Linked DNA regions of Mus musculus: all the other regions are linked to region 4. A link is a loop called in an ENCODE intact Hi-C map of the cell type or tissue named here. Cell type or tissue: left cerebral cortex. All regions are shown on one strand.

Region 1 (4,000 bases), 820 kb before region 4:
TTTGTTGCTCTTGCTCCTTGCCTCACATCTGCTTTATAGAGTTCATCTACCAAGGCTCCACTGAAGTGACTTATGTTCAACTGTGTTCAGCTCTGCTACCAGAAGCAGAATTCTGGCATCATATACAGGATATACGGTGAAGAGAAAAGAAGACTTATCTCACCCAAGAATAACAGCCTGTCTCCTAGAATCATCACCTTGAGCATTTTCAATGGCTCCCATAGTGAGAAATTCAAAGGTCGGTTTTCAGCCCATTGTAACCTCAATGCTGTTGCTCACTTTGTCTTCCTGTGGCTTTTGGATGATGATGGTTTTCTAGTTTTTCTTCTACCCTTCTGTTGTTACATCTTCCTTTATTGAGTTTTCCTCTAGTGAACTGAGGCACTGCTCTATTTTTTCTTTCTTTTTTCTCATCCCTCCTTTCCTTCTCTTTCCAGCACCTATTCACAGGCTGGCATTAATGTTTGCACAGAAGTGAAAGCTCTAAAGAAAGGAAAGTCACATTTAGTTACAGCATATCACATTGGGCAATGCCAAGTCACAGGCCATCTGTCACATGGCATCAGATACTTCTAGAAATTACTGTCAAAAGTTTCATGGTTTTTCAACATAGAACCAGCAAATCTATGTTGTGGAGGACTGTAGGAAAAACAAACAAACAAACAAACAAACAAACAAACCAGACCATTGCTCCCTGCTTCTTCATTACTGACATCAGAGCTGCCTATCTGCACATTTTGTGATAAGCAACAAGAGTTTTGAAAACTCTAGAATGGCTCTTCAATATTTATACCTTGTTGTATTTCTTTCAGGATCTTTAATATGTAAGAATTTGCATTTGATTGGAGGTCTCATGTTTTCAAGCAGATTTGCACCCAAAACTGCAGGAGGTATATGGAACATCACTTCTGCGAGATGCTATCTCATACAAATTTTAAATTTTATTATCTATTACACGTTATATGGAATACATTAATTATCTCCAAAACTTTCAAAAGATAGAAAAGCCAGAAGAGAGACAAAAAGGTGAAATAATCTCAGAGTAAGTTTAAGCATGTCCTGTGTGCTAGGACCTGTTGTTCAGGGTCATTGACAGGGTATGCACAAACTCCCTCTACTGCACATACTAAAGTAGGTGGAACGGCCAGAGATTTATAGAAAGGATGTGCCACATAGGACGAAGCACCAACATCTGGGTAGTCTGGGCTGGAGACAAAATTGCAGGAGATGAGATGAGACAAAAGATGTCTTTTGTGGAGAGACATCAAAGTAATGAAGATAAACTGCATTTGGTGTGAGAGCAAGGTAGACTTGCGGAGGTGATACAACAAGGATTATGAAAGAACAGGCTGCTGGTCTTGGATATCAGCCTGGATTCTTATCAAGTGTTTATATAAACAATGAGCCAGTTAGTTAACCTCACTGTCTCTTACTTTCCTTATCTTCAAAATGGCAGTAATAACAATACCTATATAGTAGGGCTGATAAGAAGACTAATGAATTAATTCAGATTTCTTAACATTGGTGATATTGATATTTTTGGGGTAGATAATTCTTGATAATTTCTTGATAGGATGAAGATAGGCAGTATGTCTTTGTATTATATAATATTTAGCAGCCTTTCTAGCTTTGATCTCATAGATTCAGGTGTTTGTGTGTGTATGTGTGTAATATATATATATATATATATATATATATATATATATATATATATGGCATAAAGATGAGGTAGACATATGTTAATATGTTAATACGTGGAAAAATAACTTGTTCATCTTGCTCAGTCTGTGAGTTCCATCCATCCTTAATGAATCATCATGACATAGATAATGCCAGAGGGCTCCATCTCTGAGACAGAGTCTGCTTCTAGCACATTCTTCCCTGATGGTACCCCTGCTGTTTCCCACTTCTTTCCCCCACACTCTTTCTCCTCCACACAAGGCTTACTTGAAGCATCTTCTATGTGGTTGAATTAATCTTTCCTTTGCCCCCACACCTAGCATTTTAGAATCTGGGCTGCCATGCTACTTATGCACAGTGTTGCTTTGTTCTTTTCTTTGTGAATAATTCTAAAATCTCAAGTTCCCATGACTCAGGAACAAAAAAAAATATAAACCAAATGGAAAATTCTGGCTCACAGTTTGCCACTATGTGCTCCGGCAGCTTCATACCAGTGCTGATGTGAATCCACTTTCACCAAATTGACATCTTTTCCAATGTCCCTAGAACCCAGAGAAGTATAGTGAGCAGTTGTCTTTTTTTCAACGTCATTATTTACCACATTTACTGAGGTCTGTAGATTTTAGATTGGCATTCTTTTTGAAAAATTAAAACAGTAGTGTGAGGCATTATTCAAGTAAATACACATGCATAATTCTAGAATTGTTTACTATATAGCCATGCAGTTCTATAGGCCTGAAAGTAGAGCAGTTGGAGTATGAATCATGTTCTAACATTGGTACTCAGTGGAACCAACTACTGACATGAATCTATGACTATCCTGCTTGGTTTAATAGTAAACATAATTTAAATCCCTATTTTTAACTTTAAGTATTGTCAATTGTATTTCATTTTATAATTTATATTACATCATACCAAGACAACATTTGAAGCCATAAAAGCATATTTTGCATAGTACTTTTTCCCTAGCAGGAAAAAAGAAATTATTCATTTTCAGTAGTTTGATGGCAACCAATTGTGCAGAACTGATGTGACAGTAAAAATAAGCAATTCAGTTGTGATATGGTTGAACAGGACTTGTCACCCATGCATAGTAACTCTGTCCTGGTCTTCTCCTTGAGTCTCCCCATGTAACTCTATAACTGTGTCATCACCAGGTTTACACATCTCAGTGGTGACTGTCAGGCATACATTGAGTGCCTTAGAGTGCATTAGCCACTTCATGAAAATTGCTGTAGTTAAGCCCCATAACTACCTAAGAGATAAACATTTCAATATTGAGAAACTTTGAGCTCAAAGATTTAACTATCTTTATTTCATGGTATTAGTTGTTAAGTTGTAGAAATTATTTGGGATCAAGGATTTCAAAGGTACCAAGTTATAGAACATCAAGTTTTATAAACAAACATTGAAATGTCTTCTTTTTATACCAAACAGAAAGAGTGGTCACACAGTTTTTATATTTATATAAAAACAGAAAATATGTTAAGAATTTATATGTCTAATTATATGCATATATAATTGTGCAATATAATAAATTTTTAAATTTATATAATTAAATATGAAAATACACAGTATATCAATCTCTTAGCATATGTATATCATCATACCAGCAATATAAAATTTATCTTTCTTCATATATAATTTTTGTATGGTATTTACATGTAGATTAGGGATGTAATTCACAGGTATAAATATGTTTAATATATGTAAATTCCTAACTAATAAATATATTACATAGCATATATAATGTATAATATAGATATGTATATGATATGTAGTACATATATATGAGCATATATTATATATTATTCATAGGTTGCATAGAAGTAAGCATCATAATTATACCAAATTACAACTATCCTAAAAAGCAGAAATGTAGTTGAGGTAGAAATAAGACAGCATCATACAGGTATAAATAAGGAGGAAACCAAAGACTGGAGCACTTTCCTTATAGAACTAATCTTCTAGCAAGGCAGTGGCAGGAAACAATGGTAGTGGCAAGGAAGATGCCACATTAAAAAATCCCAAATTCCTTTCTGCTCTGTTGTTCTCCTCTATTCTGTATGACACCTGTGTTATTTCCCCTTCTCTTTAAATGTTCCCCATGACCGCTTACTAATTCTCTAGGAGGTACTCCAATTTAATCATACCAAAAATCTTAAAGTTAACATCCACATATGAGAGATAATATCTAGTGTTTATCTTTTTGGGTCTGGGTTCAGGGTAAAGATACGAATATAAGGAGATCTTGCATGTAGCTTTGCTATGCTGCCTAAGCTCTGAAAATGGGCTGAGCTATCAGCCCCAATCCAGCTTC
Region 2 (4,000 bases), 340 kb after region 4:
ACCCATGCAGAAGCCAAAGGAGAACGTCAGGTGTCCTGTTCTATTGTTACCCGTAGCCTTTCCCACTTCAGACAGGGGCTCTGACTGAATCTAGAGGTAGGCTAGAGCCAGCAAGCCACAATAATCCTACTATCTCCACCTCTGACAGCTCTGGGGTTACAAAAATGCATGCAGCCACACACAAGTTTTTTTTTGTTTGTTTGTTTGTTTTTTTTTGTCTTTGGATAGTTCAAACATTTTATTCCCCAAAATCTTCCAAAATGTAGTGTTTGGCATTTAAAATTTTTTTTGAGTTTTTTTCCATTTTTTATTAGGTATTTAGCTCATTTACATTTCCAATGCTATACCAAAAGTCCCCCATACCCCCCCCCACTCCCCTACCCACCCACTCCCCGTTTTTGGCCCTGGCGTTCCCCTGTACTGGGGCATATAAAGTTTGCAAGTCCAATGGGCCTCTCTTTGCAGTGATGGCCGACTAGGCCATCTTTTGATACATATGCAGCTAGAGACAAGAGCTCCGGGGTACTGCTTAGTTCATATTGTTGTTCCACCTATAGGGTTGCAGTTCCCTTTAGTTCCTTGGGTGCTTTCTCTAGTTCCTCCATTGGGGGCCCTGCACACACAAGTTTTTAAGCAGTGATTTGAACTCATGCCTTCATGCTTGCTAGGCAAGTGTTCTTACCCACCGAGCCATCTCCCCAGATTCTTCCTTTAGCATTTTAAAAAATTTAAAGTTGTATCTGCCTGGTTCTATCTATCTATCTATCTATCTATCTATCTATCTATCTATCTATCTACCTACCTATCTGACTTCTGTTCTCTATTTTATGTTCCATCTTTTCCAATTCCTTTACTTCTCATCTGAGTACCTACTTACCAATGAAGTCCATTTCTTCTTTGCGTCTAGTACCCTGAGACAAACTCACTCAATGTATATATATGTTAGTTGGAGAACGTCAATCATTTACATTCTAGATTATTGTTGCTAACTGACGGTGTGCAGCTGTGGTTGTGTCTGTTTCTCCCATGTCTTAGTGTACCTCTTGTCTGTCCTTAGCTGCTTATTCTCCTGGGTTCTTACATAGACAACCCTGACTACACTTGTCTCTCTGTGTGTCTGCTGGCTGTATGGTGTAGCCCTGAGTTTTCATATTCCTCAAAGATGGTGGTTATCAACCTTTAGCTCCTAGTGTAGGCCCTGCAAGTGTTCCCTGGAGGGTGACTCCAGTGTTCTGATGGTGACAGAGTGCCTCAGTGTTTTGTGTGTTGAAAAAATTTTTCTGCCTATTTCTTAATAGTAGTTTTGCTGAATGTAATATTCTAGTTAGCAGCTTTTTTCTTTTAAGACTTTAAATACATCATCCCATTTTTTTCTAATATGCAAGTTTTTTTTTTTCAAACATTCCATTTCTCAGCTTCCCTCGCGAGTGTCTTTTTCTCATTCTTGTCTTAGGCTTTGTATAATATTTCTGTACAAATACTGATCAGCTGCACTGTACCCGCCCCCTTCTCCAGCATCTAGCAATCAATACTCTATTTACAGTTCAAATTTTTTCAATTTAAATGACAGAATGTCTGCCCTTTACATCCAGCTCATTTCACTGTTGTACCATCCAGTTCCATTGCTTTTACTAAAGATAGGGCTCTCCTTGTCCGTAGGCTGAGAAGCACTGCCTCCTGAGTGTAGCCACCATACTGTTTTAATCCCTCACACATCACATGCTGACGGGCACGAAGGTTGATCCTGTCGGCCACTGTCAACAGCATCACAATAAGCATGGAGTTCTCTCTTTAATGTGCTGATTTTTACTTCCTGTAAGTTAACTGGATCATATAGTAAACTCCTTTTTCTTAAAAGAGTGGCCATGTTTATCTTCATAAGGTATGTGCTAATTTAAATTTCCCTTAATGGCACATGAATTTTCTGCTTTTTGTCAGCAGTTTTTCATGGTAGCCATTCTATGCTTGGTGAGCTGATTTCAGTGTGGAAGGGACTTGTACACCCCTGGTGGCTAATGAGTGTAAGTTATCTTTTTGTTTTGTTTTACCTTTTCATTTATTTGTTTTTCTATCTAATTTTTTTTGGCCACTTTTGGTTTTTTGTTTTTTTTTTTTTGAGATGTATCCATACAGACCACTCACAGCTTTTCTGTGCTATTCCATCAGTTTTGAGGGGTTTGTTTTTGTTTTGTTTTGTTTTGTTTTGTTTTTTTAAGTACTCTGGCTATTAAGCCTCAGTTAGGTGGATAACACATTAATATTGCCTCCATGTTATAGTCTGTTTCTTCATTCTGTAGAGTGTTTCTCTGTACTGATAATTTTCGTTTGAGGCAATCCTTACTCACCAGTGTTGGTATTTGCTTTTGTTTCTCTGCTTGAATTCCTAAAGAGAAAGTCTCTGTCTGCAGCCGTGTCCTGCACGCTTTCCTCCCGGCTGTCTTCTGTAGCTGCAGGGCTTTATATGTTCCATGTGGGCTTCTCATCCACTTTGAGTGGACTTTTGTTCATGGGAGAGATAGGATCAAGTTTCTATCCTCTGCCATGGATCTCCAGCCTTCCCAGCTGCATTTAGTAGAGCAAGGATTTTTTTCCATTGTATTTTTTAAAAACCTCTTATAAAAAATCAGTTATGGATGTACTTTGGGATCTCTGGTTTTTGGGTTTTTTGTTGTTTTCTTTTTTTTTTTTTTCTCCCTTTGGCTTAGATGGAATATTTTATTACAACTTCCTGCTGTTTGGCTGCTCTGGATCTTTAGTGCATTTTTGGAAACGCCTCTTCTGACATCTTCAGTCTGTGTCTTTACTTGCAAAGTGAGCTTCCTGTAGTCATTATCTTCTTGTTTTTAATCCATTCACCCAGCCTGCACCTTTTAGTTAGTCTGTTTTCATTCATTCTAGTTTGATGAATTACTGTCTTGAAAACGTTTAACCCTTTCCAGTTCCTGTTTTGTGGATTTGCCATTTCCGTGAGATTTGTACTTTGACAGTAGTAGTTTCTTGGTTTTACTTGCGGGGCAAGAGCTGGAACCAAGGAGAAGCATAAAGCCCCATCAAGGACAGAGGGAGCCATGGTGGGGAGGCGGTGGCAACAGAAACCACACTGGCATCTGCCTTCATTCCTGGCACTGAATAAAGTCCTCACCTGGGTGCCACATCCCTGGTCTCAAAGGTAAAGTCGTTCTTGAGGACAGTGCCATCCATTCCTGTGTCACAGCACCCAGGAAGAGACCTGGGTCACTTTGCTTAGCCAGGTTTAGGGCCTCAGATGATTCCATACAGTGGCTTATGACCATGAAAGCAGACTACATTCAGAGTAGACCTCATTTTAAGATGGCTGCTGCCTGTACCTGGCTAATGGTGAGTGGAGTAAATTCATTTTCCAAAGCAAAATCACTGGGAGGAATTTTGGTTAGTTACCACCAGGCCCATCAGAATAGTGAAGTTTGAGTTGTAGGGATTATCAGTATCATCCTAATAGTTTGCTGGGACAGTCCCCCACATGCACACAGTATAGAGAAGGGACTGCCTCTGCTCCAGTGAGGGTCCAGTGACGGAATATTCTCCTCCTCTTTCTGTGCTGTCCTCCCAGATCCCTGAACCTTTCAAAGCTTCATGTTCTCACGGATGCTTGGTCCTTTTGTGGGGAAGACAGCTAGCTAGTGCTGGGCGTCACTGTTGGGTCATTTTGAAGGCAGTTCTTCTGTTGACATATCTCTGACTTTGACCTTATGTTTAGTTTCACTTTGATCGTATTTATTTCCTAGTGATAAATGGATGACCCAAGCCTCAGGGAGTTTTGAGCAGTTGTGCCGTTGTATGTTTCATATGCTTTCTCCCAGCTTGTATTGTCCAATAATGCAGCATTTGCTAAGTTAACAAAGTGTTAGCAAACCTGAGTGCTCACCAAGCTCTCCGTCCCCTTCCAACTGAGCTGTGTGAGAGGATCTGCTGTGAAGTCCTGGAACCCACCTTTTGTCTGATCAGCTAGGATGCTGCCTCT
Region 3 (4,000 bases), 230 kb after region 4:
GGTTTGTTGGATTAGTAGAAGAACAAGAAGACATACTAAATTCGTAATGCCTCATTTCACAACCTAAGCATACTTATTGTGGTTTTACAAGCATATGTCCTTTTAAAAGGGGTCTTAGTAGGATACAATGAAATTGATAATAGTTATTGCTATGATGTAGATCCAGGAGGTTAGGGCAAAAATAGGGAGACATTTTCCATCATGTAGCCTCTTAAATTTCAGACTTTATATACTCCAAACTAGTCAATTTAGTGTGTACATGCAAAGGACTTCATGGCAATTGGTTTCACAGGGTTTTTGGTTTGGTTTGGTTTACTTTTGTCGGGGTTTTTTTTTTTTTTTTTTTTTTTTTGGTTTGGTTGTTTGTTTTGTTTTGCTGAAATATTTAGAGTGCTGGTGGATATCTATAAGATAGTTGTCTTTCTGTTACCAATATCAACCCCTCATCTGTGATTGGCTCATTGGTGATTCCCAAGGAGGTAAATGAAGATTGCAAAACAAACAAGGAAAAGCTTTCAAAGGTTGTCTGAAGGCTAAGGTGGCTGAATAAGGGCCCTTTTCTCACTATGCCCTCCTTTCTGCTTTCAAGACCATCGTGAGTTAGCTGACTGGTCAAAAAGCCAACTGTGGAGAAGCTAGCACAAAGGGGTGTGCTCCTGTGTCCTTCAAAGTCCGGGATACTGAAGTTCTTACAGATCAGGCAGAACCTGGTATGCTCGGCAGTGTGTAAGTTTAGCGGCCTTTGTATTGTACCACTAGAGCTGCAGTATACCTGAGTTCTCAGCATCACCCTGCTTAATGATGCTTTTGTGTAGGCATCCTAAACACACCTTTCACGACAGATTCTGTTTTAGTGCCATTTTGTCCTTCAGGCCTAAGTATCTTGAGGATTTTTTTTTGGTTAAGATTTATTATTTTATATCAGACATTCCAGAAGAGGGCATCAGATCCCATTACAGATGGTTGTGAGCCACCATGTGATTGCTGGGGTTTGAACTCAGGACCTCTGGAAGATCAGTCAGTGCTGAGCCATCTCTCCAGCCCCTTGAGAATATTTCTAATATAAATGGATCCAAAGAAGAATCTATACTCTATGTAACATAGCTCCGAGCAGGAATTCCATATAACCCGGCTGCATGGTTGCGTCTGACTTGGCAAAATAGAGACAATTGCTCTGATCTCATAGGCTCCCTTACAGCAATAAGGACTAAATTATATAATTTGTAAATCAGCTACCACATAATGAGAATTTAACAAATGTTAGTTTTCTGCCCAGTGCCCTGAATAACTTAATAGTTTGTCTCTACAACAGATGTTGTTGTATAGTGAAGCCCAAAAGGGTGAAAGTCCTAGTATGGGATGTGAATAGGATGTAATACATTCTTGGGAAAATTATACTATACATATATCATTATCATCATCATCTCCTTGTTGCGAATTCACTTCATCTACTCTTTGTCATGACAAGTGTTTCTTTAGTTTAAAATCTTCCAGCATTTTGATTTCTCCATATATTTACTTTTATTATCTTTTCTGAAAAGATGTTTAAAATATAAGTCAGCATAGTTAGCAAACACACACACATATATATACAAGTGCATGTATTTTTAGTGAAAAACTAACACCTTTCACTCTAAGAAGAGTGTTTATGCTTACTCTTCTTCATAACAAACTCCTGAACCAGAAATCCAATCTGACTTCCAACTTAAAGTTAGGCTCCTGAACCCTAACTTTAAGATCCTCTGTCAAGGTGGCAGAGACAACCTATGCTGGAGTCTTTCTCCAGGCATTTTAAAGCGCGTTAATCCGAGCTCACTCTCAAAACTCAGCGGCAGCAGGGGATCATTGTCCATTGGCTTATCGTGGGCAGGCCAGACTGGTTTTAACTGAGCAGAGGAAGTTAATTATCCTGTGTTTTAGTTGGCTCTAGGAATGACTAACCAGTTCTTGCCGCACCCCATCTCACCGCAGTCTGAGCCGGCATGGGGGATGGGAAATCGCACACCAGAGTCTGCAATGCGGGGATTTGCTGGGACCGGGACTGCCTTAATCTCTTTCCCAGGTTGTTTGAACCAGTTCAATAGCAGTTAAACAAGGTTATGTAAGTGACACGTGATGTAGCCCAAAATAGTGACTGCAAACATGGGCTACTGTTGCTGGGCAGTTGTCAGCTGAGGAAAAAAAAAATCCCTCAAGCAAGACAACAAATGAACTTTTAAAAATGAATATGAGATTTAAGCAGAAAGTTAATTTTAAAAAGGACTTAGTGAAATGGCCTTTCTGATGTTGAAAGTGAATTCTTGTATTGAAAACAAGAAATGTTACTCATGAGGTCAGGTCATTCCAGAGTACCCAAGGGTGGTTAAGTGGAGAGGCATTCCTAATGCGTCTGGGCCACGCCTCCACTTTAGATTCCCAAGTTTTATTGAAGAGTAGCATCAGCCCAACCCTCAGACTTACTGACATTGGATAGATAGCAAATTATTAAGCAAGATCATCTAGTTGAATAATGTCTTAAATATTAAACCACCTTGTAACTCGCTACCTTTTTAGTGAATCTCCTTTGTAGCCTTAAAGTATAAAAAGTATAAAATTCTACTTGTTTCCCAAAACACAGTAAACATTAAAACTAACATAAAGGAAAGCAAGGTGGCTGGAGAAAGTTGACAAGCTTGTTGTTTCTTAAAAGGACAACCCAAATGACAACAGGAGGGGTTAAAACATGCCTCAGCTTTGAAGAGGTTTGTTATCCTAATGTATGCATTGTCACCATCGTGGGCCAAGCCTGTAGGTCCCCTGCCTTTAATGAACTTCACATATGAGGAACTGGGAAGCCAACACCAAAATAAAGGGAGTGTGAGCAGAGGACTAGACTATGCATCGCAGCAGAGGACTCCACAGTGCAGGACCCTCTTCTCCCGGGGACTCTGGTTTTGGTTGGTCTCTTAATCTCTAAGAGACCTCGTAAATCGTAAATCATACTGTGTTTCCCCACCCAGACTCTGGGCAGATTGAAAAACAAAGGAGTGGCTTGTGGAAGATAAAATATCAGCCTTTTTCAAGGGGGGTGGGGGGAGTTGAAGGATATGGCTTTGTGGTGAGTGTAAAAGGAATCTGCAACCCGAGCCTGGAAACAGGACACAGGCATGGGCTCCACTCGGTCAGGGCAGGCCTCCCCAGAACCCAGGAGGCTGTGGGCTTACTTACTCTCTGACAGAATTTTCTCCTCAGAGGGAAGAATATGGACTGAGGCAAGCAAGCCAAATATCTTTCTCAAATCTCTTTATCAAAGCAGAATGAGCAAAAGTCCTAGAGGCCTGAGGTACGACACCATGTGGCTTCCTCCTGCCAGAGGAACCGTGAAAGGTGTGTCACAACTGTCCCCATCTCTGGGGCTCAGAATGAGGTTCCAGCACTTTGGGGTTGCAGGACCACTCACTCTTTAATATGCTTTCCCTTCCAGCAGTAAGCTCTAAGTAGAAAGTAGAATTTCCCAAATGCATGCAATGCCCCTGCTTGGCTAAGTGTCTGTTCACAGGTTCTAGTCCAGGTCTCCCCTGCTCCACGAATCCTTCCTCGAAGATTCCAAGAGGTGTTAGAACCTGTTGATATTGATATTGGAGCTGCTAGACCCTGGGGCTTTTTGTCTGATTTCCCCTGAGCACATTAGTGTTCTCTCTTACTAAAGTGTACCATCCTCCTTAGATGCCATCCTTACTGAGGAACAGCGAGGCAGGCAGCACATGGACAACATAGACCTGGGCTCCAGGTTCTCCCAGCATCTCCCAGTCGCTACCTGGCATACCCTGCCCCCAACCCTGAACTTTCCCGCCCAGAGGCTGGGCTCCCAGGTTTTGGCACTTGGGATAAATTATTTCTCTGCTGGTAAAATGAACCAACTCAAGCTAAATTAGATTAAATGAAGGTTTATTGGAAAGTTGCTCTTGGGTAATTCCCAAGGACTGGGGCCATGGAAGTAGCCATGGGAAGAGAGAGGGAA
Region 4 (4,000 bases):
GGTCCCTGTGGCTGTCCATGTCTTAATTTTTAATCTCTTTTTCAAAAGAAATTGAAATTCTCCTTTTGCAAAGAACAAATATGCTTATCTAAAAGGTTGAGAAGAACAAAGTTAGTTAGAAGATACCTTTTCCAAAGCAATAGCATTGCTAGACACATACTGAAGCTGACTGAACTAATTCCTGCTGGGCATGTAAATGACTCTGCCCCTAAGTGTTCTCTCCTTCTCATGGGGGTCCTTCAGATAGGGCACTGGTGGGCTAGTCCTACAAAAGCAATACCACCTTCCCTCTGTCCTTCACAAGGAGGTGTGGCATTGAGCTGCTGTCTTCTCAGAATGCCCGCAAAGCAAGATTATGCAAGGGAAACTTAATACTCAGAATAGGATTTAAAAATAGAAAAACCTAAAACTTTGCCTATGGATAATTGCAAGATCCTCTAAATCTCTCCCCAGAAATAAAAGAAACTGACATACATGGCCCCTCTATCTTGGCCCAAAGGGGTTTCAAAAGAATATACATATATGTATTAAATCTTAGATGTTGATATCAAACAACCCTAAAGGCGGAACAGATAAAAATTTGTAACATGCTCAAGTAAAAACATAGGGGGAAATCTCCTAAATTTCTGAAATGTTGCAGTTATAATAACTCCATTTTATACCATACTTTTATCACATCATCTGTATTTAAAAGCATTGATTAACGTAGTGGTAGGAATCTGTGGGGAAAGAATTCTTGTGTTAAATTTACTCTGTAAATGGGAAGGTAGTCATCCAAGCCTAACATGTCAATCTCGGAAAAGGAATTTACATTATCTCAGTTACAATAAATGGTGGCTCTTCATCTAATGTTTTACTATGAAAAAAATTTCAAACATACAAGGAAGTTGGAGAAAACTTTTGTACTGGCAATTTGATCCTTCCATTATTATACTACATACACATGCCATATATATATATATATACACACACATCTTTCAGTTTATTTAACCAGTCCATCACTATCAATCCATCTTATTTTTGAGGCATTTCCAGTCAGTCTGCCAACATCAGTATATTTCTAAATTGTCCTTTTTTAAGTTAGCTGAATATAAAGTTAAATTTTATTATAAATTATAGAAAACATTTTCTTGATCTCACCTAAGACATACCTTCACAAAAGTTAACCTAGAAAACATTTTTACCAATAAAAAGCAGAAGAAAAGAAAACTGTTTTGCCCCATGTCAAAAAGCCATGTTGAGCCACCAAAGAACTGAGAAGTGTCATCGCTGTGGGTGGTGGAGCAGCTAAGCTGATGTGGGAGTGTGGGAATGGGGTTGGAGAAAGGCAGGGATTATTTTAACAGGACAGTTCCGTTTTGAATGGCGACCAGCAACTTTCACCTCTGTATAGGAAGGAATTGGGAAGAGGGGGGGGGGGGGCTTAGAAAACCATGGAAAGAGTGTCATACCAGAAAAGAGGGTTGTGAGGTGAATTCCCGGATTTATTTAACTCATTTCTAAAAAAGCAAGCAAGCAGGTGCGTGTACTCCTAGTGACACCAGTTTTCCCCGCCCCGCAGACTTCCAACTAGGGGCGTGTGTAACGGTGCATTGGAAGAGTCTTGAGCAGAGAATATCTCGCACACCCGCGAGTGAAAACGGGCGCGCGCACATACATTCACTGGACTGGGGTGACCTGAGTGCCTTGGGGTGAGAGGCTAGGATTTGGCAAGGGCTAGAGAGTGAGAAGGACGTGGGGGACAAGTGAACCCCAGGATCGCAGCTCAGGCTCAGTCCTCCTCCCACCGCCGCGTGCCCGCGCGCCGCGCCGCCCGGCCAGGGAGCCCGCCTTTCACTTTCGCATCTGCGTAGGTGTCTGCCCGGGCGGGCGCAAGGGCGCGGGGGCGCGCGGGGAGGCGCGGAGGCGCGCGACGGGGGAGGGTTGCAGCCGTTCTCCCCTTTCTGGGCCCGCAGCGCTCCGGGCGGCCGCTATGGAAGCGCGGGGTCGCTAGCGGTCGCTTCCCACGCGCCCTGGTGCGCAGACACCCCGGCCCGCCTGGTGCCCCCCCCCCCACGGTGGGGGTAGGGCAGCGACCCAAGAGCTGTCTCACTGGGTGGGCAGTGGAGGAGCAGGAAAGAAACTTTTCCCTCCTGGCCCGCTCTTGGTTTTCCAGCCCTCCACTCCCTATCCGGTGGCACCTGCACCTGAGGCCAGACGCCAGGTCAGGGCTGACTTTGGGGGCCGGCGAAGAGAAGAGGGTGCGTGCACTGGGGTTCCGTTTTCCCTCGGCCTTCTTGCTGTCAGTGGCTGGGGTTCCGACGACAGCCACCAGCACCCCTGTCTCCCACCAGCGGGTGGCAGGACCGCTGGACAGCCTCATACTGCAAGTGAGGGTGTGACCGAGGAGGGGGCCACGGCGCCGAGGGCTCCCCCTGCGGCTGCCCCCACAAACGCGCGCGCACACACACACACACACACACACACACACACACACAAGACGCTCTGTTGCCTGAGCTGTCACCCGCTACCCCAGCCCTGGGAGGGGGCGCGGAGAGCCCCGCTTCCCCGCTGCAGGCGCGGGAGCTTACCGCTGGACTGGCGGGCTCCCGGGACCTCCACAGTCACTGCAGGACGAACCAGCAGACTGGGAGACCCGCCGGCCCCAAGCCGGGCCGCCACTGCTGGGGACCGGCGGGTGCTCGGAGCCCCCTAGGCGCAATTTAGTGCCTCCAGCTCGCCAGCTTGCTGGCTCGCCGCCTCCAATAGGGTATCTGCACAGTCGCTCTATTACTGTACCCACCGTCAGTAGGGCGACTGCCAGGATTGCTATCCTCTCCATCCTGATTGCCGATCAGCCGGTATTGGACTTGCTGTTGACGGCGGCAGCGGCGGAGGCGGCGGGAGTCTCGCTGGCCCCCTCCCCCGCCCCAGTCTCCCTACCATGTCCTAGAAAAGGTGAGTGCAGCAACTGTCACTTTGCACCGACAGTGGTGGGAGGGGGCCGAGGAACGCAAGGGAGAGGCCCCGGGGTGCCAGGGCCAGTGCAGAGGGGAAGCGGGTCGGCTCAAGGAGGTGGGCTGCCGGCAGTAGACCAGGTGCCCGCCAGGCCGGCCCGGGACACGGGTGCTGGGAGGCTGGCGAGCGCGCGGAGGCTGCTCCGTGCCATTCTAACCTAGATTTTGCAAGGAGCTTCGATCCAGGGCAAAACCAGCTCTCCCTAAAGGAGATAAAAACTTAGTAAAAAGAGCCCGGTCCATTTCTTTAATAATGAATACCCACACTGGCTGAGTTGCAGCCACTGCTGCTTGGCGAGCCCGGGCCGCCGGGTCCGGAACTCCCCTAGCTCCAGCTCGCCACCCGCGCGCGGCCCCGGGCGTGATCGATGCTGAGAGTGCTCTCCCAGCGCGCGTGACAGCTACCCTCCCGGGAAAGTTGGGACACTCGGCGGGGGATTCATGTGTGTAGGGGCTCCAGGGCCAGCTCTACGCTGGCGACTGATGGGCACTGGAGTCCCAACCAGCTTGTCGTCTCCGCTGCAGTTTCTTTTGCCTCTGGGGAGTGTCCTGCTGGAGTGACTGAGACTTCCAGTCTCCTTGGGCTTGGGATCCGGGATCCTGAGGTTTAACTAACTGTAAGGAAAGGAGGGGCCTTTGGGCACAAGATGCCCTCCTCCTTCTGGGGCTTCAGCTCCTGGCGAGTGAGGGTGAGCCTGAAGCTGCACAGCTGCCGCCGGCGGCCTGCGGGTCGCCAAGGGCCAGGGGACCAGATTTAGGTGTGTATATCACTGGTGCTGACTCCCAGCCAGCAGGGGAGTCCAAAGACGAGCCTCAAACCAGTCTAAAAGTCCTTAGAAATTAAAGTTAAGGAGTCCATCTTTCGGCTTAGCAAGTGCAGTGCTTGGGTGGATGGGAGGGAAATCAGGGTTGGGCGAAGGAAAGGGGTCGAAATTTCTTCGCGCAGACAAACGATCCTTAAAAAATAGTTTTAGTGTCTCCCCTCATCCAGTATACCTGCCCCA
Region 5 (4,000 bases), 830 kb before region 4:
GGAGAACAAAGCTGAGGAGAGACTAATCCATCATTCTCAACTTGTTATCCACTCTCTAATTCCAGATCTTAATTCCTGCAGTTGAAGGGTAGAAGAAACAGAAAAAGAAACGTGGTCATGGGGAGTAGCGTTATGATACCTGAGGTAAAGAAAAGGCAAAGTGTTTGCAGATCAACTTTTCAACTCCCATACTTTAAATTGTCTTGACAAACCAATAAAGATTCCCAATTATGTTTGCTGTGTTTTCCCAGTAGGTTATTTAGGAGAATACCACACAGATACATTCCAGTTTAGGTCTTGGAATGGTCTTTGAACTCATTGTCCTAAGTTTTCTAATGTAGAAACTGTACAATAAAAGTCAAAATATGGGCTGACAATACAGGAAAGCATCCATTCGTTTAGGTAGATTTTAAATAATAACTGCTTCATGCAAGGTGAAATATCATAGATAAAAAAAAAATAAGAAGCCTTCTGACAGAGTCTGATCAATGTAGAATCATGCCCACAAGTCATACTCAAGGAGAGACAAGCAGTAGACCTTTCTTCTATCTTCCATAGCACTACAAAGTTAGCACTGGTAATGATCTTAAAGTGGGATTCTTGTTGCTTCAGTTAGTCTCTGAAACATCACCAAATTAAATTTCAAGACTGTACTCACAGATCACTTAATCAAAGATTATGGTTGAAAAGGTCTCATTGATATGGATGGCATAAGTCACCCAGAGGCTCCATCAAAGATGCCACCTTAAATATCACTTTGATTAACTCTAAAAGAATTAGATCAACCAGACAGAGGGACCCCTGCAGGTCCACTAAGAAGTGGGGTGTACTCTTGTTAAAATGCTGACCTTTATTTTAAGAATAAATCCTAAAATGTAACTGTAGAGCAAAGCAAAGAGAAAGAGAATAAAGCAAGCAGAGAGTCAGGACAGAAAAAGAAGGGTAAGCAGAGTTGTAGGAGTTCACTGCTTTTCCCATCCTGTATGCTGCAGCCTCATCCAGCCTGCACTGGGAGGCTTGGGACATCACTTTATTCAAGTCTTCAGTCTAGAGCAAGTGAAGACACCTTACCTCATTCTCACAGAAGGAGAAGACATCAGGAAGAAAACGGACTAGAAACAGAGTCTGTAATATGCTTCAGTAATTTACAAAACAAATAAAACAAAAATTGGGATTTGACGGATTTGTTTCCCTTATCTGAGCCTCATTTTTATGTGTGAGAATGAAAAACACCCATGTCCCATAATGAATATGAGTGAAGTTTGAAAATTGATGTACATGGGAAATTAAAAGTTTAATTACTGTTCTCCTAAAGGAATATAGCAACATAATGAAACATAAGGACATCCTACTGCACTCACAGAGCAGTGACTTGCTCAGCCATCATCAGAGAAGCTTCCTCCTGCAGGAGACAGGAAGACACACAGAGACAGGCAACTGGATAATGTCTCAGGGAATTGCAGAAAATGAGGAAGACAGATTGTAAGAGGCAGATAGGGTGGGTGATTAGGAAAAAGAGTCTTCCTAGACTCAGGCAGGGCTGATTCACATACAACGTCACAGAGACCGTGAAGCACGCTCAGGGCGCAGCCAGATGGAGTCCCAGTGTTGAGAATGGACGTGAGTGAATGCCCCCATGCCTATCCCAGAAGCCGTCTCCAATTGGTACTTTCTCATAAAGGAAAAAGAGACTTTCCAACGGAGTCTCACTGGGTCTACGAAACACACTTAAGGACAGACCAGCAGTACATGACCAGCACAAAACAAACTCAATGGCACTTTTGCAGTTTTTTTTTCTCATAATGGTTTGAGTATTTTTGTTTTTAAAGTTCACAATCTTTTTCCTATTTTGTTTCCATGGGTTTTCTGTATGTGTGAATGTGTGTTTCAGAGTTTATATTTGTTTCTTGTGAATTTTCTTTGGATATTTTTCCTTTTATGCTTGTTTGTTTTGTCCTCTTCTGGCTTGCTGATTTTTATTCTAAATTATTTTATGATTGTCTTTTCAGATGCTTGTTTCTATTCTAAGGAGAAAGTTTAAGAAAGGGCTCAGAGTGGATAGGGATGTGGAGAGAATTTTGGAAGGGCTTGGAGAAAAGAAACTCTAATCAAAATATAATGTCTGAAAAATTTCATTTTCCATTTAATAATGAAGAGAAAAGCATAAATTACATATGACACAACTTGAAAAAGTAGGTTTACGCTAAGAATCAACTGATTCATAAGGCAATTCAATCTTAACTGGTATTAGCTAATATAAGTTATGTGTCAATTTTAACAGATTATTTTAAATTCAGTCAGTCCTTTTTTTATTATTATTTTAATCTTTCAAACATTTTCCTTGAGTATTTGGTCTTGGGAGCCCAGGGACTCCGTATCTGAAATGTTCAACACCTACCACCAGATGGCAGTGTGTTTCAAGTAAACACCAGATATTTTATGCCCAGGTGGGGAATTCTGATGCTTTGTAACTTATAGAAAAATACAGAGGATGTTTGTACACATATTTAAGTATTTTAAATAAAATAATTAAAGCAAAACGTTATTGAATCTAACATGAAAGTAGTAAGTTCACTGCCTTATGTAATATTTCTGTCAACCATTTTGCTATTACAGTGAGAGTGAATCTTTCCTTGGTAACTGGGTGCATAGTACTCGTACACAGGGTACTCAAATTTTATTAAAAATAATTGTCTGCCTTCAAGAGAGCAATGACTGACCATAAATGAGCCTTGTACTGCATAGATTTTGTGGAGTTTTAAAATAGATTTTGGAGGATCAGATGTTTTCCATGTTTTTTGTCTAAATATGTGAACCTTCTTGTCTGTGACTAAGGCTGTTGTCTGCATCGTATGGCATTAAGAGTGATGTAAGTGCTATTCCAACAATTTCAACAGTGTTATGAATTTTCTGATGATAATAGGACCACAATGGATGGAGCACTATCCGACATGGCAGGAGCCTTTCAAACTCTCTCCTCAACCTTTGACTAACTCATGTCGCCCTTTCTTCCAAACCTATCTGTATATCCCTCCAATGGTTCTTTACATTCTTGGGTAAATTCTAGTATTCTAGTATTCTAGTCCTCCTTTTCAAACTAATCTCCAGAAAAATTCACAAAATATAATAGGTGAACATTGTAACATAGGACTCCCAGAATTGATGCATCCCTCCATAATCTCTAAGGGGGAAGCTAGGTAATTGCAGGTAACCAGTGAACAGCAAATCTGAGTTGAAGTTTAAAGGTCAGGAAGGACCAATTAAATCTTGAGGTTCTTTTTTTTTCACACTGTTAAAACCCACCAACACTTACACTACATAGAAACCAGCTTTGAATTCCAGGACAGGGAGATGGGAGTGGCTGGGTAGATAGGGGAACACCCTCATAAAAGCAGGGAGAGGGGAGAAGGGATAGGGGGTTTCTGGCGGGTGAGAGAAAACCGGGAAAGGGGATAGCATTTGAAATGTAAATAAAGAAAATATCCAATAAATTTTTTTTAAAAGACTATTTGATGGAGAGATATCTTCTTCCTCTGACTGAGCACTCTCTCCCTCTGACAAGCTACTCACTATGCCTTACTATCTTTTCATGTATGCTTTTAACTTCATGGTCTAGTATTATTTAAATATAATTAAGTAATAATAACGCATTTCCTGGAGCTGGAGAAATGTCTCAGTGTCTAAGAAGACTTAATTGCTCTCATAGAAGACTGAAGTTGAGTTCCCAGACCCACATCAGGTGGCACACAACTGACTGCAACTCCAGCTCCAGGGTCTTCCTGTGCACTCACCCCAATATACACATAATGAAAAGCACATTAAATATGTTTTAAAAGAGGGCACTTCCTGCAAGTATGGGGAAGCTAGTTTAAATCACCAAGAAAGGATTCAAATTCAGAGTTTGTAGTTGTCTCTAGCGGCATATGTAGCAAAGGATGGCCTAGTCGGTCATCAATGGGAAGAGAGGCTCTTGGTCTTGTGAAGATTATATGCCCCAGTA
Region 6 (4,000 bases), 72 kb after region 4:
GCTGCTCTCTCTACCCTGTGAATTGGCTTGTGTATATTGTGTGTATGTTAGTTGTTCAGTACAGGGAATAGTCTCTTCAGATTTTTATGAAATGTTATGAGATCTAGGTAGGTGGCAGTCTTCGGTAAAGTCCTGAAGGAAAAAATTCTAATTAGAGAAACTTGCATGAACCTATGTTCAAAGGTCAAAGGGAAAAGGGTATTTGAGAGGTTATTGGTTAGAGCAGAACCTCTAATGTACACTTGTGCAAAGGCTAGTAGCACTCCATAAATATGTTTAGTGGTCTTGAAGGAAAGTCCTTGGTGCTTCTGTTCAGAACACTAACGAGAGTGCATGAGCTGTGGTGGTCATGGGTGGCATGGTAAACGGTGGTCTTAACCATAATTGTCAACATTCTATACCTTGTTTACAGGAGTGTTTTGATTGCATTTTTTAATGTTTGAAACATCTTATACTATACAGAGATCCTCAGCATCATGAGTCTGGCAGCACGTATCACATGGGACAGTAGACTGTGAAAGTGTTTATGTTTGTGTGTGCCTGTGCCTGTGCCTGTTGAAGCCAGAAGGCAACCTTAATTGTTGTTCTTCAAAATATTTCTACCTGGTTTTTGAAACAGTTTTTCAATGGCCTAGAGTTCTCCAGGTAGGCTATGCTGGATGGCCAGTGAGGCCCAGGGATCAAACCATTTCTGCCTGAAATCCTACCACTGGTATTAAAGTGTGTGCCACCATGACCCCATGCCGGCCTTATTTTACATGAATTATGGGTATGAGACTTAGGTCCCCACCCTTGGAAGGCAAGTATTTTACCCTAGAGCTCTCTCCCCAGCCCTGCCCTCTTGCATTTAAACTAATGGTGAAATGTTCCTGAATATACCCTGCTAATGTATCAGTTTGGTCTAGCAAGAATTCAAAAAGATAGTTTGGAAACAACTTAGAAATCTTAGCAAATTATCAAAGCTATTTATTATTTAGAATCAGTCTGGATTTTAGAGACACTGGTGGCATCTGAGTCACTCACTAGCAGCCCTCACTATCATTCATTGTACAGCACCAGGAGATGTTAAATCACTTTCTGCAAATGTTATTGCTATCCTCATGTTTCTTTGAACACCCAATTTTGGTAAAGCTTGTAACACCACTATAATATTATAAATGTATAAAGGTTTATATAACTATATACATTTGCATGGTGATAGTACTGCTGGTACTTAGTACTAAGCCAAATTACTGGATTTTAGGGAGATACTTTCCCTTCCTTTATGCCTTTTTGAATAACATTGTGATTATTTAAGTCCATTTTCATATAGACCTCAATTTTCATTTCCCAAATTAGGTACAAATAGATGCCTCATTATTATGACGTCTTCATCCTGAAAGAAACATCGTATGGGGGGCAAGGCCCCAGGGTTTACCTCCTCCTTGTTAGCCTTCAATGTGAAAAGATATTTTCTAATTATGGTGTTGGCCTTCGTTGCTTCTGCTCCTTGCCTTTGTCTCTGGTGTCGTTAGGAAATGGCAGTTGCTTCTTTAGCAGATGATACAGAATACTCAAAATATAACTTTTTTCCCCTCTACTTTCAAAATAAATCTGTTATCTTGTGCCAACTCTTGTTTCTGAATAGAAGCCAGGCTGTTACCAGAATGGTTTTCAGGCTCTTTGAACGTTCAGCTTAGCAGATCCCCTGAGGCCTTGGTGTGCCTCTGGGACCTCAGGCTCAGCAGTGGTGTGGGTGGGAGGAGAGGGGAAGGGGATATGGCAGGCCAAGGAAGTGGGGAAGTGACCCGCTTGAACCTGTTGGATTGGCTCCTCCCCTCTCGGTCTAGCCACCTTGATTTGAGGATTGCTGTCATAGAAAAACAAACTACAAAAGCACCTTGTTGGCATCCCAAGATGGAATCATTAAATAAAAATGATCTGAAGAAAGGCATGTATACTTTAGACGAGATGTTTGTAGCTTCTGAAGAGCTAATTTCACTTTCTGGGGAGCCTATCTTTGAACTCCTTATTCAATTTCCACATAATTACATATGAGATAAACTTGGATTCTAAATCCTGTCTCATTAGATGCCTAATCGCCTTCTACCATCGTCTTCTGTATGTCTCTGTGCAGTCCAGCTGGCCTCAAGCTGCTCAATTTCCTGCCTCAGCCTCCTGGCTGCTAGATTTGTAAGTCTGCCAGACTCAGCCTTGAAAATTCATATAATGTATCATATTGTGTACTGCTTTGTATCATGTTGGCTTTGCTCAGATCTTTTTAAGTTGTTTATGGCTCTCTGTCACCATTGTGGAGTAGCACATTCTAAGTGATGATGCAGCAGATCCTTTCATGTGTTGCCCGTGCAAAGGAACTATTTCTCAAGCGTACAGTCCTGGCAATGAGGTGGCCAGACCAGGGTGAACACTCTTCCTATCTGGAAGCTGATGAGGCATCCATGTGCAGTTTATATCCCACCAGCAGTGTATGCAGCCCCCTTATCCTGGCCAAGAGTGCTATTAATGACTAAAGGTTTTTTTCTGGTCTGATGGGTATGAGTGTTTTCTTAGTGTTGTCTTTCAATTGTTTGTACTAAGTTGCCGGAAAATTGAATATTCCAACTTTACTTCGGTGTTCTTCCTCTGTCTAGCGCTATGGCAGAGTCATCAGTTATGTAGAGTGAAGCGTTCGAGGTACTCAAACTCCCATTTGGGTACACTGTCCCCTTCTCCCTATAGCTGGTATATCTGTTGTCCACTTCTTGGTGGCCTTGAACAACACTAAGGCTGTCACGTAGCTCTGTCCTACTGTGTCTAGAGCATTGGAAGGCCCTCTGTCTGTTGTTTGAGAGAACTTTTGGACACCATCTGTCACCAGGAAACAAAAGATCATGTGTGAACTAGAACCAAACCTTTGCTGAAGCCCTCTGCCTGTGGCGTGTCCACTCTTGAGGTTCAGGTTCACTATCCTGCAGTGATGACAGGACAGGAGCTCGAGGCCCCTCTCCCCTCATTCCACTGCCCGGCCTAGGCCATTCATGCCAGCTGCCAGTGCTCTGTCACTCAGCCAGCTCCTTGTCTCAGTATGTAAGCAGAGTCTATTTTTAAATAAAGCTCTCTCTGCAGTCCCTGCTCTTTGGGCAAAGCTCACAGCAGTTGAACATACTTACTTAATTCCCTAGTTTCCTTTTTTCCCCAAGTCCCCAGACTTGCTCATAACTTGATACCTTGCAAGTATGAACCCCAGACTCACCCTCCATCATGACCTTCCCAGATTTCTACCTACAATGTTGTCCTCTTCTTCCTGCCCCAAGTAGACCTTCAGTCTGTCTGTATTTTTCTCTCCTTGTGGTTTTAATGATGGACTAGTCTCTATAATATCTTTTATCTCTCCCCTCCCACTACAACCAATGAGAACACTAAGCTGATAATGAATCGTAATTTTAAATGTTTCACTCTCAAGTATTTATAAAGAATCATAAACACGGGTATACCTAATACTCATTTTATTTCAGCACATTTCCCAAGTAAGTATAACACGGAAAACAACACTTGTAATTGTTGATTTTAATGTTCCTCATAAAACTCTAACATACATTTTAATTCTATAACTAACCTTGGACATACTATACTAAAACTTAGGCCACACTACAATGTTCTTGATGCTATTCAGTCTATTTACAGTTAATTTTTTTTCTAACTACATAATGGAAAGGTGCACCTTAAATCTAACCATGAAAATCCACCCTTGCCCATCTCAGGGGTCTTGCTTCAGTTATAAGTAGGAGCACCTGAAATTCCAAAGAGTAAAGAAAGTTAACAGGCTGGGTTTGTCTGGGTGAAATAAGTGGCTATTTAATGGGTAAGCTACAAGTGTAGCTGGGAGAGAGAAGGGGTCCCTTGCTTGTGGGCCACATTCTTTCCTGGGCAGGCTTGGAAGCGCACAAGGCTGCTCCACATGGAGCCCTTTGTTCTTCTGTTGGGGAAAACACTAGCGAGCTTACTGTAAATATGGCCGCCT
Region 7 (4,000 bases), 410 kb after region 4:
CCGACCGGTGCCTTTAATCCAGACGCATTAGCAGTGCATTGGCTCCACTAGCTCCTCACATCAAAGGTCTGCTTTAATTTTAGTTCCATTTGTCTCTGGGTTATGTAACCTCACAGGAGGTCACACAAGTCTCCCAAAAGAGAAATTTAAGCTGTCTTCAAAATAAAAAAAGAACTGTGCATAACAAAAACAAACATAAAACAGAAACTTGCATTCTTCTCTCTGACCAGAAAGCGTCACCCTCCCTGCTAATCTAAAACATTACAATCTGAGGGGACAGAAATTAGAACTGAGACTGAAGCACAACACACTGCCCAGAGGGTGTGTGACTGTCATGCAGTCAACATGCCATGCCACCGAGCAGAAAGCCCAATCAGCGCCTTACCCTCCTCCAGCTCAAGACAAAGGTTGTACACGGCCACTGGTCTCTTCGTCCTCTGCCCTTGTCTCTTGGACTGTCGTGGTGGAGCGTTTGGGGGTGATGCTGACAGGCATGTGGGCTCAGCAAATGTGGTATCAGGCGAGGTTCGAAAAATCTGTCATTGAGTAAGAAACATGACAATGGGTGTCCGTGAGTAAGACCTGTGCACTGCTGGAGTAAAGCAGAGTCCAGCCACAGTAGACTTGGGGTTCATTAGTGATGGGTCAGAGCCAAATCCCAACCCTCTGAATTTAACATCAGAAAAGATTAACATAAAAATTCAAAATAAAGCATCTCATTAAAATTAAAACACTATCAAATCATTGTGTTTCAAGTAAGATTTTTCCGAAAGAAAACAAGTACAATGGTTTTTCTCATGAGGCAGACAAAACCGCAACCCTTCATTCCCAAAAGAAGGTAGCCAGGATGCAGTATTAAAACACTAAGTACCCTTTAAGTTCACAAAGTTCTTATGCTAAAACAGTGAACTTGATCTTTTCTTCCAACTACACAAACAGAAACATCCATTTGCAAACATTTTTTTTACACATTAAAAAATAGCCTGCGCTATGCAATTACCTGTCTCGGTTCTTATTTACATTCTTCATAATTTCCTTATTTAATGCTTTATAGAGTTCATCAATTTATTTAATGCCTTCCACCCCTCTTAATAATTTTCCCTTACATTTCTGAGACCCAGAACATTACCACCTTGATTTATCTACAATGTCATTCATATATCAGATATAATAACATTAATTAAAATGTGCTGCTTCTTTGCTTGGCAATTTGTTTTCCTTTGGACAAAGTAATACATGTGCCATAAAGAGAGGCAGACCGCACTGCAGTGAGTTATCACAGACCTTCCCTGGCCACCCGGACCTAAGGTTAAAGGCTCCCTTCTAGCACAAGTAGTCTTGTAGTCTTCAATGAAGCCCTGAAATAAAACACTGGAGCCATGGGCCTGACAGACGCTGCAACCACAGGCAACCGGCACGCTCCTCAGGTGGAGACAAGAAGCAAGCTCGCAGCTTTAAAAGAATGTAAGTGTAAACTCAAGTAAAAAGCACTAAAGCTACTGCCTACTCATCTGATAGAATCAAGCACGTGACTTATGCTGAGTGACAGCGTGCCTTACACTGGTGTCCACGGTGGAAAACCTGACAGTGAAAGGGGTTTAGCTGAACATCCTAGAAATGTCACCTAAAAATTACCCTACACCAATAAAAATAAGCTAATGTAACAGTTTGTTTGCTTTATGGTGTCACACTGCCCCCTCATGTATAAACAGAATAAGAAATTGTTAAATTGCTGTGGATAAGCATTTGCTAATGAAAATCCTGTCTGCTATTGTATCTGCTAACAGGGACTTTCCAGAAAATCGGGAGTGCACAGGAAAACTGACGACGTGCCTTGAAAAACTCTCTGCTGCCAGAGGCTGGCCCAGCTGCACTGTGGCCATTGTTGCTGTTCAAGTGGCGAATGGGGAGCAGAAGAGTTGGGTGGAGAGACGATGAGAAGCCAATCCCACTCAGAGAGAACTGCACTATGACCACACTTTGATAACAGCCCCAAACTTATCTACACTTGAATTCTACCAACAAGGCAGATGCCTCTGGGATGTTACCAGAAGAAAAAACCAAGCAACATCCTGGGCCAGGACATCCAAAGCACCCATAAACCATGGAGAAGTTAGGCTCTGAAGACTGGCACTAGGCGGGTGATGACTTTCCAAGCAGGCCTTCCTGAAAACCCACACAGACAGCAAGGTGCAGGTGCCAGCCATCCTTGTGCCTCTTCCTCTACTGCATTTGAAGATGGGATGTCCAGATAAGGCTATCGGGAAGGAGATAAAGGTGCTTGCCTGAACCTCAGAGCCAAAACAACTGTGACTCCACCATTTCCTGAAGACTGAACTGAGTTCCTCTCAGAACTTTAGCTCTGAACCAGGAACTGGGGCCAAACATTGGCTGGTCTTCAGAATACAACAGGCACTACTGGGCTTACACCAGAATATGCACCTTTGAGTTGTTTTGCTTTGCTTTGATTTACATTTTAAAGCTCCCAGGGCATTCTTTTGTGTAGCTAGAGCAAAGAAACATTGACTTGGGAAGTCAACAGGAAAGACTGACGGCAAAAATCAGAACACCAAAAAATATTTCAGAAAAAAAAATGGCACTAGACACACACCTCAACTCCTTAGATCACGCCCCCATCCCATTTATGTATATGATGACTCAAAGATTCCAGCTACCAACCACTGTCTTAATAAATTCTTTGAGGGACTGGCATCCAGAGAGCTGAACCACCCTCTACATTAGTACAGTTACCAAGCCGAGGTATTCATTAGACACAGCACTGACTTGGCTCTGGGACCTCAGCAGCTATGGAAGCTGGGCTTGATGCTTGGAACTGATGTTAGTGAACTGGGAGACTTGCCAAAATCCACTTTCAGTACAGCACTAGGCTCACAGGACTCAGAACAAATGGTGACAGTGATGCATAAACAATAAACTCAAATTCAGAGGACACGGATCTGCTTAAGCACTCTCTTCACAAGGCAGGGCCTATCTCCTACCATCGCAAATATTCTCAGAGCTAGTGCTCTGAGCAGTTAGTCTGGTGTGCTAGAGAAAGGCACACATATGGCGCTAAAAGGACAGGTATAGATGAACTGCTTCCATGACTCTCCCAAAACTTAGACTCAAACAGTTGTTTGTTGTAGGAGCAGTTTTGGTGCTAAGGTCCTGTTCCCCAATTAGTTCTTGATCTGTCAGTAAAGAAAGCCATGGGTCAATTGCTGAGCAAAAGGTACAGTCAGGACTTCCAGGTCCCTGGAGGAAAAGGGAGACTCAAGGGAGGAGTCAGGGTTCGACAGGTTTCTAATGGAGAAAAGATGACCAGCCATGTGAGATCACAAAACAGAGTGGCCACACAGGCTGCTCCCACAGGCGGGTGGTCAGGGGAGTTTAGCAGCTAAAGTTAGGGCAGGTAGGAGGTATGGAGCTAAGAGTATTGATAAGGGCACGCTTTTCCAGGCCAGAGATCATATCGCCCAGCAACTGTGCCAAGAAGTCAAGTTGAAAAGGAACTTGCCTTCTTTTATCCATGGATTAAAGGGAAGCTGGGTAGGAGCTGGCAGCACCGCCCGTTCCCAGAACTAAGGCAGGGTAGCAGAAAGCTACTCGCAACAGTTTGTTATGTCTTCATTTCTCTAACTTAACACTGAAATTTCAAATGTAAATCACTTCCCGATGTTTAGACAAGGCAGGCCTGGGGCTCGTGGACATAAGCCCATGGGTGATGCTCTGCTTCTGTCAGGCACGTCCACCTCGGCTCTCATTGTGCTAGCATCAATTCAGACACAGCCACCTCAGTGTACTAGCAGCAGTGCAAAGACTGTCCCTTCAACACGCATACAAACCTAATTGTTATGATTTTCTCTGCAACGTGTAGGAATGCTGTTAAATTATATCCTTTTTGCGTCTCAAGGAGGAGATAAGCAAAGCTCTTTTACTTTAAATTGCCGAGCTGTTTTCTGATTCTAGAATGTATTGCTCATCTTGTTTTGCTGTACAT

Evidence for each region. A loop is a pair of places that touch in the nucleus more often than their neighbours do. Peaks named below come from ENCODE experiments on the same cell type or tissue, not always from the same donor. Only the 100,000 strongest peaks of a DNase experiment are listed, where the experiment ranks them.
Region 1: a loop joins it to region 4, with 2.5 times the contacts of the local background. A loop is called at or near these places in 10 of 42 quality-filtered maps.
Region 2: it touches region 4 in a loop (2.1-fold over the local background); 4 of 42 quality-filtered maps call a loop at or near these places.
Region 3: it touches region 4 in a loop (2.6-fold over the local background); 7 of 42 quality-filtered maps call a loop at or near these places.
Region 5: it touches region 4 in a loop (5-fold over the local background); 11 of 42 quality-filtered maps call a loop at or near these places.
Region 6: it touches region 4 in a loop (2.0-fold over the local background); 3 of 42 quality-filtered maps call a loop at or near these places.
Region 7: it touches region 4 in a loop (2.3-fold over the local background); 4 of 42 quality-filtered maps call a loop at or near these places.

The regions. Positions count from the first base shown.
Region 1 is chr8:76,074,942-76,078,941 of GRCm38, forward strand. No RefSeq gene overlaps it. Among named protein-coding and RNA genes, the nearest start is that of Gm22544, 55 kb to the left of the region's middle. In left cerebral cortex, no CTCF peak of the experiment used is centred here; a DNase peak (open chromatin) is centred at 2,001.
Region 2 is chr8:77,237,672-77,241,671 of GRCm38, forward strand. All of the region lies in intron 8 of Nr3c2 (nuclear receptor subfamily 3, group C, member 2), which reads left to right. Among named protein-coding and RNA genes, the nearest start is that of Gm24838, 93 kb to the left of the region's middle. In left cerebral cortex, a CTCF peak has its summit at 2,011; no DNase peak of the experiment used is centred here.
Region 3 is chr8:77,131,064-77,135,063 of GRCm38, forward strand. All of the region lies in intron 3 of Nr3c2 (nuclear receptor subfamily 3, group C, member 2), which reads left to right. Among named protein-coding and RNA genes, the nearest start is that of Gm24838, 13 kb to the right of the region's middle. In left cerebral cortex, no CTCF peak of the experiment used is centred here; a DNase peak (open chromatin) is centred at 1,974; H3K4me3 peaks cover 365 bases.
Region 4 is chr8:76,897,324-76,901,323 of GRCm38, forward strand. Gm10649 (predicted gene 10649) reads right to left here and starts at 3,298. Exons shown (of 2, transcript NR_028579.2): 1 at 2,783-3,298. It also overlaps a transcript of Nr3c2 not described here. In left cerebral cortex, a CTCF peak has its summit at 2,312 (motif pointing right); DNase peaks (open chromatin) are centred at 1,650, 1,783, 2,414, 2,682 and 2 more places; H3K4me3 peaks cover 2,945 bases; H3K27ac peaks cover 2,530 bases.
Region 5 is chr8:76,065,513-76,069,512 of GRCm38, forward strand. No RefSeq gene overlaps it. Among named protein-coding and RNA genes, the nearest start is that of Gm22544, 45 kb to the left of the region's middle. In left cerebral cortex, a CTCF peak has its summit at 2,399 (motif pointing right); a DNase peak (open chromatin) is centred at 2,405.
Region 6 is chr8:76,969,185-76,973,184 of GRCm38, forward strand. The region is part of intron 2 of Nr3c2 (nuclear receptor subfamily 3, group C, member 2); the gene reads left to right. Among named protein-coding and RNA genes, the nearest start is that of Nr3c2, 69 kb to the left of the region's middle. In left cerebral cortex, no CTCF peak of the experiment used is centred here; DNase peaks (open chromatin) are centred at 1,582, 2,233 and 3,062; H3K27ac peaks cover 327 bases.
Region 7 is chr8:77,310,346-77,314,345 of GRCm38, forward strand. Arhgap10 (Rho GTPase activating protein 10) reads right to left here. Exons shown (of 23, transcript NM_030113.2): 19 at 386-536. Among named protein-coding and RNA genes, the nearest start is that of Gm24838, 170 kb to the left of the region's middle. In left cerebral cortex, a CTCF peak has its summit at 1,696; no DNase peak of the experiment used is centred here; H3K27ac peaks cover 372 bases.